Linked DNA regions of Homo sapiens: region 1 is linked to region 2. A link is a contact called in ENCODE Hi-C or POLR2A ChIA-PET data. All regions are on one chromosome and are shown on one strand. Each heading gives the region's core, a stretch centred on a gene start or an enhancer-like site at or near the end of the contact. The rest is flanking DNA. Distances are from core to core; before and after follow the strand shown. Region 1 holds the start of RNF2 (ring finger protein 2). Region 2 has its middle 15 kb from the start of IER5.

What was found. Hi-C counts contacts between places; a loop is a spot of excess contacts on that map. ChIA-PET counts read pairs that join two places held with the same protein, here RNA polymerase II (POLR2A). Pooled maps may share reads with other maps.
Region 1: a pooled map shows a loop between it and region 2 (2.5-fold over the local background). The contact joins the promoter of RNF2 here to the enhancer-like site in region 2. A Hi-C loop is called at or near these places in 2 of 50 pooled maps. POLR2A ChIA-PET finds 5 or more read pairs at or near these places in 2 of 52 experiments (activated T-cell and endothelial cell of umbilical vein).

The regions. Positions count from the first base shown.
Region 1 is chr1:185,041,589-185,047,914 of GRCh38, reverse strand. RNF2 (ring finger protein 2) reads right to left here and starts at 2,357. Exons shown (of 7, transcript NM_007212.4): 1 at 2,266-2,357. RefSeq lists a silencer at 2,468-2,727.
Region 2 is chr1:181,100,073-181,106,962 of GRCh38, reverse strand. No RefSeq gene overlaps it. Among named protein-coding and RNA genes, the nearest start is that of IER5, 15 kb to the right of the region's middle. RefSeq lists silencers at 1,144-1,193, 1,454-1,943, 1,964-2,023 and an enhancer at 716-1,610. Within about 2 kb of position 2,187, at least 29 of the 41 ENCODE cell types and tissues checked have a DNase peak (open chromatin) inside an H3K27ac peak, as active enhancers do.

The DNA of each region.
Region 1 (6,326 bases), core at 1,108-3,607, 3.9 Mb before region 2:
GATGTCAAATAAATGAATCAATCGAGAAATTAACCATTGTCTGATGACAATGTCTTCTACAGTGTGTGCAATAACACGAATTAAAAACCAATTGTAGATGTGTACGTGCGCAGAGTACATAATCTCTTATTTTTCTTTTAAAAGCTGCAAACTGTGATGGATTTTTAGTTTATCCAGAATTTAATGAGTCATTTCAAAATTATGAAGCGCTTTAAGTCATACTAGAAACACTGCCATAATTTTAATAAAGTGCGTTTTAATATTAACTCATTTCTCTTGCTGGAAGAAATTATGCTTCTTTGCTAATGTATAGAAATGAAACTGTCACTGAAACATCTGGTTATATATTATTCATTAGGCATATATATCACCTTTACTCCAAAGTCTGCATAATATAAACACAAATCATGAATAAATCAGATTAGAGACACAGACGTGACACCACAAACTGTAGGTCACTAATAAAATTCCAAACATGTTTGCTGACCTGGTCTATATTTCTATCCATTCAAACCTGGGAGCTTCACACAGGCAGAGAAAAACTCCAAATTCCCAGTATTTTGAAAGTCTGCATGGTCTACATTATGTTAGTGATTGTAACTGGAAATTTTTCTATGCAACACACTTTAGGACAACTAGCTTATTTTTCAAATACTCAAACGGATTGGCCTGACTCGGGCAATTTTTCTTCGTAAATCTGCCTCTACTATAATTAACCTCAAATGTGGATGCCACAAGGATACCTGAGGAAAATAACTACAATCCTTACAAAAAGTGAGGGACCATATTTGCTGTGCTACCCCTAGAAAAAGGAGTCACCTATAACTACCTATTATTTTGCTAAAAAGTAGTTTAAGAGTACAATCAAGATTTTTAAAGATACTTGTTGATTGTGAAAAGTAGAAATTTCAGGGGAAAAAGGGAATAACCAAGAGTCATATTGCTGCTATTTAAATACTTTATAAATCCAAGGATCAAATTTCACTATAAGAAGCAAACTCTCACACCCACCTCAGTTATTAGAATATTCAACAACTGCACTTAATACAAAACAGATAGATTAGCTACCAATTAGACTAAGTATTCCAGCTGATCATCTTGGAATTACCAAAAGTAGATTATGTAATGCAAATCGCTCGTACATTCGTTTTAAACATATCCTCGGTTTAGAACACTGAAACCATGCCTTAATTTTTTTAATTGAAAAACAGCGTATTACTAAAATACTGAGTGCATATGTATATCCTTTTCACGGCACTTCAAAGAAACCTGACATCTTCAAATCATTTTACAATGTAAAGTTACATTCTCTAAAACTTCCGACAGCCTCGAAAAAGATACCCAAAGGGGCTTCAAATAGATGAGTCTATAATTGATCTTAGCGGGCAAATAACTGGAATGAACCTCAAAGTTTGAGATCAATTTTTACTAACACCATCTCTGAAAGCAAGAAGGAGACTTCTGTAGAAGGTAAACGATTCTGACCAGCAGGACGTGGGCTCCCGGCAAAAGTGGGTACTAGCATCTCAGCGTAAACGACACGGTTCAAAACGCGAATCTTCCCGCAGAAACTAACCAAGACACCCCCTCCCCCCACGACTCCTCCTGGGTAAGCTCACGGTTTTAGAAAGCAGCAACAGATACTCCAGAGCAGGAGGCGGCACTCCAGGAATGTGTGAAGCTGAAGGGGTCTCCCCGAGGAACCCCGAGGTCGAGGAGCTCCTCTACACTGGAACCCCGACTCCGACCCCCCAGAAGGAAGGAGCGATATCTGCACAAAGTGCCCCCTACCCCACCCCCACGATGCAGACACACATCCCTAGCTGCGAGGCGAAAGCCCAGAGAAAAAACTCGCATTCCACTCCGTCCGCCTCCGGAGTAGGGCTGCAGAGAGGCTGGGGCCCCCGCCCCCGGAGGCGAGGGGACCGCGCCGCAGCGCCGGCCTCCGCGCAGAGGAAAGGGCAGCGAAAGGCTCGCGGCGAAGGAAGGAATCCCGGCGCTTCGCTGACTGGGTCCTCCGCAAACCAGCTCCCTTCCCTCCCACGACCCTCGAAGACACGGGAACAATGAGAACCCGCTTCACCCGCCGTCTCCGCCGCGAGAGCGGCCGGGGGCGGCGGCGGCGCCATGTCCCTTCACACCCCCGCGGACACACACCCCCCCCACACTCCGGGGCCCCCGTCAGTCGCCTGCAACGCTGCCGAGTAGACGCGTGTCCCGGCCCGCTGCTTCCGCGTCCTTCGCCTCCCCGCCCGCCCCACTCACCGGCTCCTGCCCCAGCCCAGGGCTCCGCTGGCCGCGGCCGGAGCAAGACTCTGGTATCAGCTGCCGCGGACGCCGGCGCCGCCGCACAATATGGCGAGCCTCAGCTTCCGCAATGGAGCTCGGGAAATACAACAGGGGCCGCTCAATATTCATGAGAGACTGAGGGGAAGCCGGCTCGGCCGGCGCTGCGGGGAGGGCGGGAAGGAGCGAGCGAGCGAGGGGCGGAGGCGCGGGACGAGGACGTGCACGGCGCGGGGAGGCCCGCGGCGCGAGGGAGGGTGCGCCGCCGCGTGTTGGCCTGGAGAACCCGCGCCACCGCCCCGCCCTGGGCTGGCCGGCCACGCCCCCCCGGCGCCCACCGCGGTCCGACGTAGCCCCCGGGCAACGCCCGGATGACGGCGCAGCCACCTCGTGCTCAACCTTCTGCTTGGGTTCTTCTGCCCTGGCTTCGGCCCACCCTTTACACCTTCCTGGCCGGCTTCTGGGGTTTGGGCTCAGACTTCTTTCTCATGAGTTCGTCCTCTTAAACCTGTCCCACCCGGCGGAAATCCTCATCAGGCTTTGGTTTGCAGAACTTCACATGAACTTCGGCACCCTTCCGCTCTCGTACAACAAACATACACTTTTCATCCTTGCAGGATAAAACTGCAAGTGTAATTGCTCCTGGGAAAATGACCTTCCACTCTAAACTTAGCTTAACATTCTGATTGTGGTCATCAGCTCTTACTATTTACCTTGCTGCTGCTTTATTCCTACCTCCTTGGCCCCTTCCAGTGTTACCTTCTGAACTTGAGGATTTACGAAGTAATAGATTAATAGATGTAATCATTACCTAAAACACAGCCAGTTAGTCTCCAGTAAATTATCCGACATTTAATGCATATAAATTATGAGCTGAAGAAGTAACGAAGAATTGAAAGTTCCCTGATCTCTATATGTACTATTGTTGAGATGTCATGTTCTCTTGAGAAGATAACCAGCAATACCAGACCGTAAATCTGAAGGCATAGAGGCATAAACCAATGGACTGCAGTGGGAATTGGGCAAACTAGGTTCATAGCCTCCAATGTGTGTCTATGTGACTTACGTAGATTGCGTAGCTCCTCTGCACTTCATTTTCTTCGTCTGCGAGATGAGAGAATTGTATTGAATCCTAGGTCCTTTCCAGTTCTTTAACGCTCTGAAACTCTCTATAAGCAATTCCAAATAAATGACATGAATTTACATAGGAATTTGGAAAAGAAAAATATCAATTCCAGCTGGTGTGTTTGGGGATGATTTCCTGAGGAGCCGGGATTTAAGATGGCCTTTGACGCCTTGGATGGGTGGAAAGAAAAAGGACAGGTGTTAAATACAGCACATTATATATGCTACCTAACAATCCATCAAAGAAAACAAGCATTATTCTTTTTCAGTGGCTTGAAAGCTTTTGCCTACTATCTATAACTTTAAATAACAAGTGACAGTTATCTGACTCTACAAGCCCTTCAAGGTTAAACTCTTCCTCCAATGTGGGGGGAGAAAAAAAGGCTGGGTGTGGTAGCTCACGCCTGTAATCTCAGCACTTTGGGAGCCCAAGGCCACCGGATCACTTGAGATCAGGAGTTCGAGATCAGCCTGGCCAATATGGTGAAACTGTCTTTACTAAAAATACAAAAAAAAGTTAGCCAGGTGTCGTGGCACGCGCCTGCAGTCCCAGCTACTCGGGAGGCTGAGGCAGGAGAATCGCTTGAACCTGGGAAGCAGAGGTTGCAGTGAGCCGAGATCGCGCCATGACACTCCAGCCTGGGTGTCTCGGCGAGACTGCGTCTCAAAACAAAACAAAACAACAACAACAACAAAATCAAAATAATCAGGGAAGCTCTGCTTCTCCCTTCTTGTGAAAGTCCACTTTCTAGAAACAGTGCAGTTGCAGAAGCATCTCCCTTCTTCCTTCATGACGAGTGCATGTGTAGTTCAATTAAAGGAAGACAGGTGTTCATAATTTAGAACTTTTGCTCTAATTAAAATGCCTTTGAAAATCATGATGTGTGGTTAGATTAAGCAATTCAATTGATGTTGAGAAAAGTGATGATTTGTAGAAAGCGCAGGAACTTTATGGATGAAAGTTAAATATAGTGCTTAAAAAAGACTCACAGGAGAATTAGTGGAAAAACGGAAAACTTATGGGATATCTGGATTAAATGTGATTAAAAAGCTAGACCTCAGGCTAACATCCTTAATATGAAAAACACTACTGACAAATTAATGGAACTCATTTTATCTATTTTATCTCTTACTCAGAAACTTGGCACTGGATCTTCTCTGACTATATTAATCAGGAAAGGTTATGTTATGGTATAGTAACAAACATCTCCAAAATCTACATGCCTTAACACAACAAAAGTTATTGTTTGGTTATGCTTCATGCTTCATGTGGATCCAACTCACTCTGTTCTGGTCACTCCAGGAACCAGATTGATAGAGACACCACCATCTTGTAGCTGTACCACCCTGGAACACAGAAACTTATTCTCTGCAGCAGAGGAAGAAAATGGCTAAAGAATCCCCGTGAATTTTTCGTAGCCTTAGCTTGGAAAAGAGAGCACTGATCACATTTCATTGCCCAGAACTGGTTGTACAGCCCCACACATCTGCAAAGGGACTGAGTCCTTGAACTGAGTTCAGAAAGAGAAGTGGGGACATTGGTGAACAATGCTAACGTCAGCCACCCTGACCTCACCACTAGGTTCCTAGATGCCATGGGAAAATTCTAAGAGGTTTTATTCTGTAACACTGGTTCTCTTGAGTGACCCCAAGAAAGTTATGCGTTCAAAAGTAAACTCTCTTACTTATTAAGAGTTGACTGCCATGTAAATAGAGTGGACTTTCCATTTTCTTCCCTGTTGTTTTAATCGTATATTATATCGATGTAAACTCCATAGTAAATATATCAGTAGTGATTCACATATCCAGACCACATTATTTTTGCTAATGTTTTGACCTGACATAACAGATATCGTTCTAAAAAACATTTTCTAGTAACACTCTATCTGCATGTTAAATGTGCTAATTGGAAGTGATATTTGTATTTTAAGTAGAGGAACATTAAATTAACACTACATAATAGAAGTATATTATGGGTGATGACTAGATGAATTCTAGTTAAAAAAAAATTGTCTTCCTTTAACACTTCAGAAGTAGTATCAGGTTAACTACATGATGAATTGGGTAGGTATCTCTAAGTGATCATAAAAATCACCTCTTGGCTGGGCATGGCGGCCCAGGCCTGTTATCCCAGCACTTTGGGAGGCCGAGGCCGGTGGATCACCTGAGGTCAGGAGTTTGAGACCAGCCTGGCTAACATGGCAAAACTCCGTCTCTACTAAAAATACAAAAATTAGCCGGGTGTAGTGGCAGGCGCCTGTAATCCCAGCTACTCGGAAGGCTGAGGCAGGAAAATTGCTTGAACCTGGGAGGCTGAGGTTGCAGTGAGCTGAGATCATGCCACTGCACTCCAGCCTGGGTGACAGAGCCAGACTCCATATCCAAAAAAAAAAAAAATGAAAGAAAAAATCACCTCTTAACTGGTATTCTGCTATAGTCAGGCTACAAAATTAAAACTAGTTTAGTTCAACCAGCTTTTATTGAGCATCTAGTATGTGCCAAGCACTTTGTTAAGTACTTGGAATAAAAACATTAATATAACTAGGATATGAGTTCCTTGAAAGCAAAAATCTTGTTCACCAGCAGATACCTAGAGACTAGCACAGTGCTGGCACTTAGTAGATGCTCAATAAATAGGTGTTAAGAGAATGAAAGAATGGGATTCTTTGACTCCAGTGTGTATATGAAATAGAATAGCACATATGAGCTTGGTTTGCTTCACTTTCATTACTTAACAGAGGACGTTTCTGTCAAGAGTTTGTTTAGTCTCTCCAGAGGCTTTCTCTGCTTAGGCAGTGTGTCTTAAATGGAAATTCACACTTGCCTATTCTATCTCTACCATATACATTTATTTTCAGTCATGCTTGAAGTATTTAATGGTTATCAGCTCATCTGAGATGAAGACTGCAGGCCAC
Region 2 (6,890 bases), core at 938-3,437:
ACAGAAGATGGATACATTAAAAATGTAAGTGCTTACAATTTGCAGCATACATGAAACTCTGCCCACTTCACTTAAATATGTCCACCAAAACCTCAGCCCCCTCCAGCCTCTGGCAAGGGAGTCCTAGCTGGGGTTCTGGGAGATGGCAGCAGAACCTTGGTGAGATGGCCTTGGGCTTGACTTTGCAGAGCTAAAAAGGAAAGACGTTCAAACAATGAAAAGTCCTCCCACCGGATTCCACCTTCTGTTGGCCACTTCCTTCCTTCCCTCCTTTTTCCTTCCCTTCCTGCGGGAGCTACTCTGCCCCACCTTCCTTCCTGGAGAGGAGGACCTACCCTTTCCTCTCTAGGGCTGGTGCCAAAGGGATGAACAATGTGATTGCTGGGGGGGCGGGTAGGGGTGCAGGGAGTCAAGAAGTGGGAAGAAGCAGCCGGTGTTCGAAACAAACCAGAGTAACCAAGCAGAGATGGAGGGAGAGAGATGTTTAGTCCTCAAGGTGCATTTCAGGAGTCTTTGACCAGTTCCCAGAAATTTCCTTCATTTAAGCTTCCAAGCAAAGAGACTGCTAATGGCAGCAACGGCAGTAGAATCCCCAAAGCCTCATCAAGGTGCCCAAATAATGTGACCTCAAGGTGACAGAAAAAAGGATGGCGTCAGTGAGGTAAAAGGGGCACTCAATCTAGGTAGCCATTTGCAATCTCCCTTCTGCTGTCCCACAGCCCAGAGAGAAAAGAAAAAGTGGAAAGGAAACCGTGAAAAGAGGCAGAGACATCAAGAGAGTTTCTGGAAGAGTCTTGAAAAGGGCAAGGACAGAAAGAAGATGCCAATAGGAAGGGGAGAGGACAATACAAAAGGTAATGTGGAGCTGAAAATAGGAGAGGGGAGAGTCGCCCTTCCATCAAATGTAATGATAAAGCTACCAAAGGAGACCAGAGAGTGGCGGAGGGGGAAGGTCAAATGGAGGCGTTCGTGAAGGCAGAGCTTTGGAGAGAGGGCCAAACGTGAGATGGCGAGCACACAAAAAAGGCGCTCCAGGAGGCAGTTGAGGGGGCTGGAACGAAGTGAGAGAGAAGAAGGAAGAAATCAAAGGGTTCATCGAGGGAAGGGGGCGCCTAGGAAACACGCCCGGGAGGGCCCCGCTTTGTCTGGCGTGGGCGGCGGCGGGGGCAGCACGTGCAGCCGGGAGCGCGCTGAGCCGCCAGGCTCCGAGCCGAAGAGCGCCGAGAGGAGACACGACGCGCGGGGGCGGCCCCAGCCCCTCAGACCAGCGAGACCTCTCGCCGGCGGGCCCAGCGCTGCAGAAGGGGCGCATTGTTATGTCCCAGGTCGCAGCAGATTGCCGCTGTCCTGCAATACTCTCGCATCCTGGCACCGCGCCACTGGCACGGCCCGGGGGCTGGAAATAACTGCGCCGTTCCCATGACGACGAGGAAGCTCCCCCCGCCCCCGCCCCGCCCCGCCCCGCCCGCTGAGCTCCGCCCACCGGTACCCGCCGCGGCCGCCTCCCCACAACGGAGCTCCCCCGGTCACCCTGGCAACGGCGGCCGCGGCGCGCGGGAGGTGACTCTAAAAGCGGCGGGCCCCGCCCCCGCCCTCCAGCCCGCAGCGCCGCGCCGCGCGCCCAGCCCCCGCCTGGGCCTGCTCTCGGGCGGGACCTCACTGGGGCAGCCGCGGGCGCCGGCGCAGGAAGCCTCCCTTCCCCCTCGGCCCGCCGGGCCCGGAAAGGCGGGAGCTGGGAGGAAGCTTCGCGGCGGCCGAGGCTGCGGGAGAGGACGAGCGCGCCCCATTTTCTCCGCGGAGCCGCCCCCAGCCCTCCTGACCTCCGCGCCCCTTTAAATCCTCCGCGGGTCTCCCCGCCCTTCCTGCTGGGATGGGAGGAGACCTTAGCGGACGGTGCTCTGCCTGTGCGGCCAGATGAAAGGGGGACTGGGAAAATGAAGCCAGCTCTTGCCGGTGGGCTGGGGGCGGCAGGAATCCGGAGCTCTGGCCGCTGGCGGCACTGGGCTTGAGGGAAGCGGCGGCACGGGAGGCGTCCTCGGGAGCCGGGGTCTCACGGTCCAGGGAACGCCCCCGCCGCCGGCTTGCTAGCGAGGCATCCCGTGAACAAAGAGGCCTGCTTCACCCTACTGGGGCGATCGCCCCCCGGAGGGAAGGGTTTCCACCTTGCACGGCACTCGCGCGTTTTGTCTGTTGGTTGTGGTGAGGAGGGTGTATTGCAGATCCAAAAGGAGCCTCTCGGCCTCCCAGGGTGTCTGGGTCAGAATTGAGACGTTCTGGGCGAGGAGGTGTTGGGAGGGGAGTAGGAGGTCGGAAGGAGAGAGGCCGACCCAGTTAGCTCTGTTCACACCGTCCCTCTCTAGGAGCGGAGCCTACACCTGACTTGTTTGGAATGTGAGCTTTTGCAGGGGACAGAGGCCCTGGCACGTAGAAAGTTCTAAACTGTCTGGTGAATTGCTGCAATTAAAACCAGAGCGGCTCCTTCAGTTGTCCTGGGTGGGCAGGGCATCCCAAAGAAACACAGAAAGTATGCAGGGTCCTTTGAAAATAGTGCCCATATCAAACAAAATATTAATACTTCGCATTTGTAAAGTCCTTTCCTCTAAGAATGTTGTCTCGTTCCATATATATTTTCCACTCCATAAAATTCTAGAGCACAAAGAAAGGATTCATATGGGAGCGAATAGAACAAGTAAAGACGGTCAGCTGTGGTCACAGTGGAGGAACTGAAGAGTTTAGACTTCACCAGCTCTTAGAGCCCTGTTTTCTTTGAAGTGGTTACAACCGAGTACTTTGGTGTGGCCTAAAGAGTTTGAAGGTATACAGTTAAAGGACCTGGAAATAAGATTGGGCTGGCCATTGGGGCCTTGCTTTTCTCATCTGTGAGATGATAGTTGTGAAAATGAGATTAGACTGTATGAAATATTCTTCGTAAGCCATAGGATATGTTATACAAATGCTTTAGTTATTGAAACATCTATAAATTGGTATACAAGTCATGATTACTGTAGTTGCAATACGGAGTTGGTGGGGTGCTTCAGATTTGCAAGCTGTAGGAGGTGGGAACAGGACTGAAGGGCTATGTGCTGATGAATCTCCTTCAGCATTGCTGTGGAATGGATATGCTTCCCCAAAATTCATATGTGTTGAAGCTCTAACCCCTAATGTGACTATATCTGGAAATAGGGTCTTTAGGAGCTCGCTCTCTCCTCTGCCATGTGAGGGTACAGCAAGAAGGCGGCCATCTGCAAGCCAGAAACAAAGCCCTCAACAGAACCTGACCATGCTGGCACCCTGATCTCAGATTTCCAGGCTCCGGAACTATGAGAAATACATTTTTTTGCTTAAACCACTCTGTGATATTTTGTTATGGCAGCCAGAGCAGACTAAGACAAATATGTCTTCGCTTGGAGCTAAGCGCCCCTCCTACCACCTCCACCACCTGGCGTTTTGTTCAGCACTTCCACAGTTGTCTCATTTTTAATTTGTAACCGTGTAAGTTGGAATTGGCAAGATTTATTTTAAAATGAAGAAGCTAAGAAACAAAAAGATTAAAAGGCCTGCTGAAAGTCACACAGATTGTGAATGACTGAACTAGAACTAGAGTCTCCCCAGACAACATCTAGTCCCTAGCATCTGCCAGGTTCTGGGCTAGATTCGAGGGATAAGGAGATGAATATGATTTAGAGGTGGAGAGGGTACAGTCTGGTCAAGCAAAGAAACGTGAACAAATCATTACATCAAGTAGAAAAGTCTGCAAGGATTCATTGGCCCAGCAGGTAAATGGGAAGGGTGGCCCAGGCAGGGGAAGACTGGGAAAACATGGCTTTGGGGGAGCCACAAGTGCTGCTGAGGATAGGGTACAGTACAGAGAAGGAAGGGGCAGAGATGTCCCAGATGCCATTGGAGATTCAGCTTTGCTTTCACTTTCCCAAGGACTCATGGCCTCCCTAGGGCCCTGGCCAAAGGGGAGACCTGAACTTAGAGATCAAGGCTAAGAGTCCTTAAGGACCTAATGTGCCTAAGGAAAAGCAATAGTAAACTCTTCCATTAGTTTTATGTTGACCCTTCTATAGAAAATTATCTTTGTTTTTGGACCTAGCTAGGGTCTCCTAAGGGGTTAGTTTATTAAAGCCCTAACCATTTGTAAGTAAGTGATAATGTGCTTTAATTAGAAGATATGAATTGCACACCTATGACTTTTTCTAGCAAGGTCCTACCCCTAATCAATGTTTTCGCAGAATCTCTGTCTCCAGAGGCACAGAGTCATACTTAAATGAATACATGATCATCCCTCACCATAGAAATGCAGATAAGGACCTTAACTAATGAAGGGGCTAATATCTGTCTCCTTTTGGGAACATTTGTACAAGCTCTTACCAGTTATAGTCAGATAGGAGGATTTATTTGTCTACTGTTTTCTTTATGGGTACAATATGCGTATTTGTGTATATCATATATCCTTACTCTGACTTTTATTATTTATTAAATCACAGCACTCAGATGCTCTCTTGGGGAGGGACTGTAGGTTAGGGACAAAATAGGCCCAGTAGGGCCCTTGCACTTAGAGCCCCTCTCCCAGAAACCAGGTTCCAGAAGCTTGCCCACCTCCCAGGGGTACTCATTCTGAGTACCAGGCCAACAGCCAATTTAAGGGCTGGTTCTGGGATTTCAGCATCTCTCTGCCTGGTACCAAATGAAGACTATCATCTCTGCCTCACTGGAGACCTCATTAGGACTTGAACTCTGGTCTTTGTTCCTTCCCAGTAGGTTCTATACAGTGGAGAAGGTGTGGGGAGGAGGGGGGTCAGGTAAGCCCACAACTCCCAGAACAGCAGGAGTCCAACAGCCTCTGAGAACCAGGAAGTGAGTAAACAAGCAATTACCAGAAAGACAGGGAAGAGCCCGGTAACCCGAGAAGTGGTTCAAATTATTTGATTCCACTCCCTGCCTTCCCTCAAGCCCTCCTCCCCACACCTCCCACCCAGCTTCTCAAGGCTAATTTCACCCCCCTCTGCCTACTCTCCAAGCGAAATTCCACCCCAGTGGAAGCCGGGTCCCAGGGATGAGAGGTGGACGTTACATTCTGGCTAGGGTCTTCAGGGCTTGGCCATTGTCAGTATCGCTGCCGTTTGTCTGTATGGCAAGAAGGGGATAGAATCAGATGGTGCTGCCTGCTATCCTTCCTACTCAGTACCCCTCCAGCCTTCCAATCCCTTTGGGGAAGAGGGGAGTTTAGGAAGAAAGAGGTGACTCAGACCTTGCTTCTCAGAAACTAGAGCGGGAACCCAGCTGGGCTGCAGGAAGTGTGGGGTCGGAGTGAAAAGAAACCTCACATTCCTTTCTCTCTTTTGGCTGGGGAGCTCCCTCTTGCCTACTGCTTCTAGGCTAGTCCCCATTTTTTCACTGTCTCTGGTTCTGCTGATACCAGAGCAGATCCTGGCAGAAAAGGTTTTGACATAGAAAAGATTAAGGTCTAGCACTTATCTTCAAAGAGTTTACAACTTGGTGAGAATAAGAGAGGTAAGACATTTCAGGAAATTTTAAAATATGTACACAAATAACAAGGCAATGTACGATAGATGCCTCAGGAGAAGTGCCACTGTTGCTATTGGCCCCAATCATTTCTCACCTGCATTATTGAACAGCCCTCTAACTGGACCATGCTCCCCTGCCCCACTTAAAAGCCTTCCTTGGCTCCCTCACATCTTTTAAGGTGAAACCAAACCCCCTTCCATGGCATGCCCAGTGTTTTGCAATCTGACCCCTCTTAATCCTCAGGGCCATTCTTCACACCCGTGCTCCAAACAGAAGGAAGGAAGCATTTGTGATGTTCAGCTCCTACCAGCTCTCAAGGCCTCAGGGCCTTTGCACATGCAGCTCTATCTGCCTGGAATGATTTCCCCCTTATTCCCTACTTGGCTAAGTCCAATTTGCCATTTGCGACTCAGCGCAGAAATAACCTCCTCTTCGCAGGAACCCTTCCCTCACACTCTGTCTGGGTTAAGTATTCCTCATCAGTATTCCTATATCACAGTAGTATTAACCCTGGATTGTAATGATCCATTTTTCATCCCTCTTCCCTCTAGATATCAACTTCCTTACTCATCTTTGTACCCAGTGCCTGACACAAAGTAGACAATAAATGATGGCTAAATGAAAGGCTGACTGGCAGGCAGAGGAGTTCATAGAGAATATGGGAAGTTATTAGAGGCTTTTGAGTCAGAGACTGATAACATCACCAAAACTGTACTGTCAGATGAGTAATCCATTAGTTATAAGGTAGGGCTGGGGTGGGGGTGAGGGGGGCTTTGACGCGAAATGGAGAACAGACTAAGAAGTGTTTGAAGAACGAAGATGGTATCAGTGGGAACTAGAAAGCAGGAATAGAAGTGAACTACATTGTGAAGATAATGCTGTGAGCTTAACGAGTGTTTAGATGTGTTGGTAAGAGGTATGGGGGATGGGGGGTGGAGGTAGGGGGTAAGGCCAAGATTTGCAACCCTGGTACCTGAGAAGAAATGCGAGTGGAAGAATCAGACAAGTCAGGAGAAGGCACTAAATGCAGATAGCAGTGGGGCGAGGGAATCTGTGAGACGAGATATCTGTTTGTTTTTAGAAATAGCTTCACTAATTAGGACAGAGAGCAAACAGACTGGAGGAATTTTGAGCCCTGGGTTGAGTTTTGTCTCTGGGTGGTCTAGGCATGCAAAGACTAACAAGTTAGAGCCTCACCTTATCTTTTCAGCAAACTGTGACAAAGGTCCAGTAATGATGCCGGTTTGTAAATCACTTTCACACCTTTAGCATGAAAGGATCCCACTACCAAGTGGAGCTATTAATTCTTTTGCATTCCCCCCACCCCCACGTTCCAGAGGAGTTTGCTGGGGGAT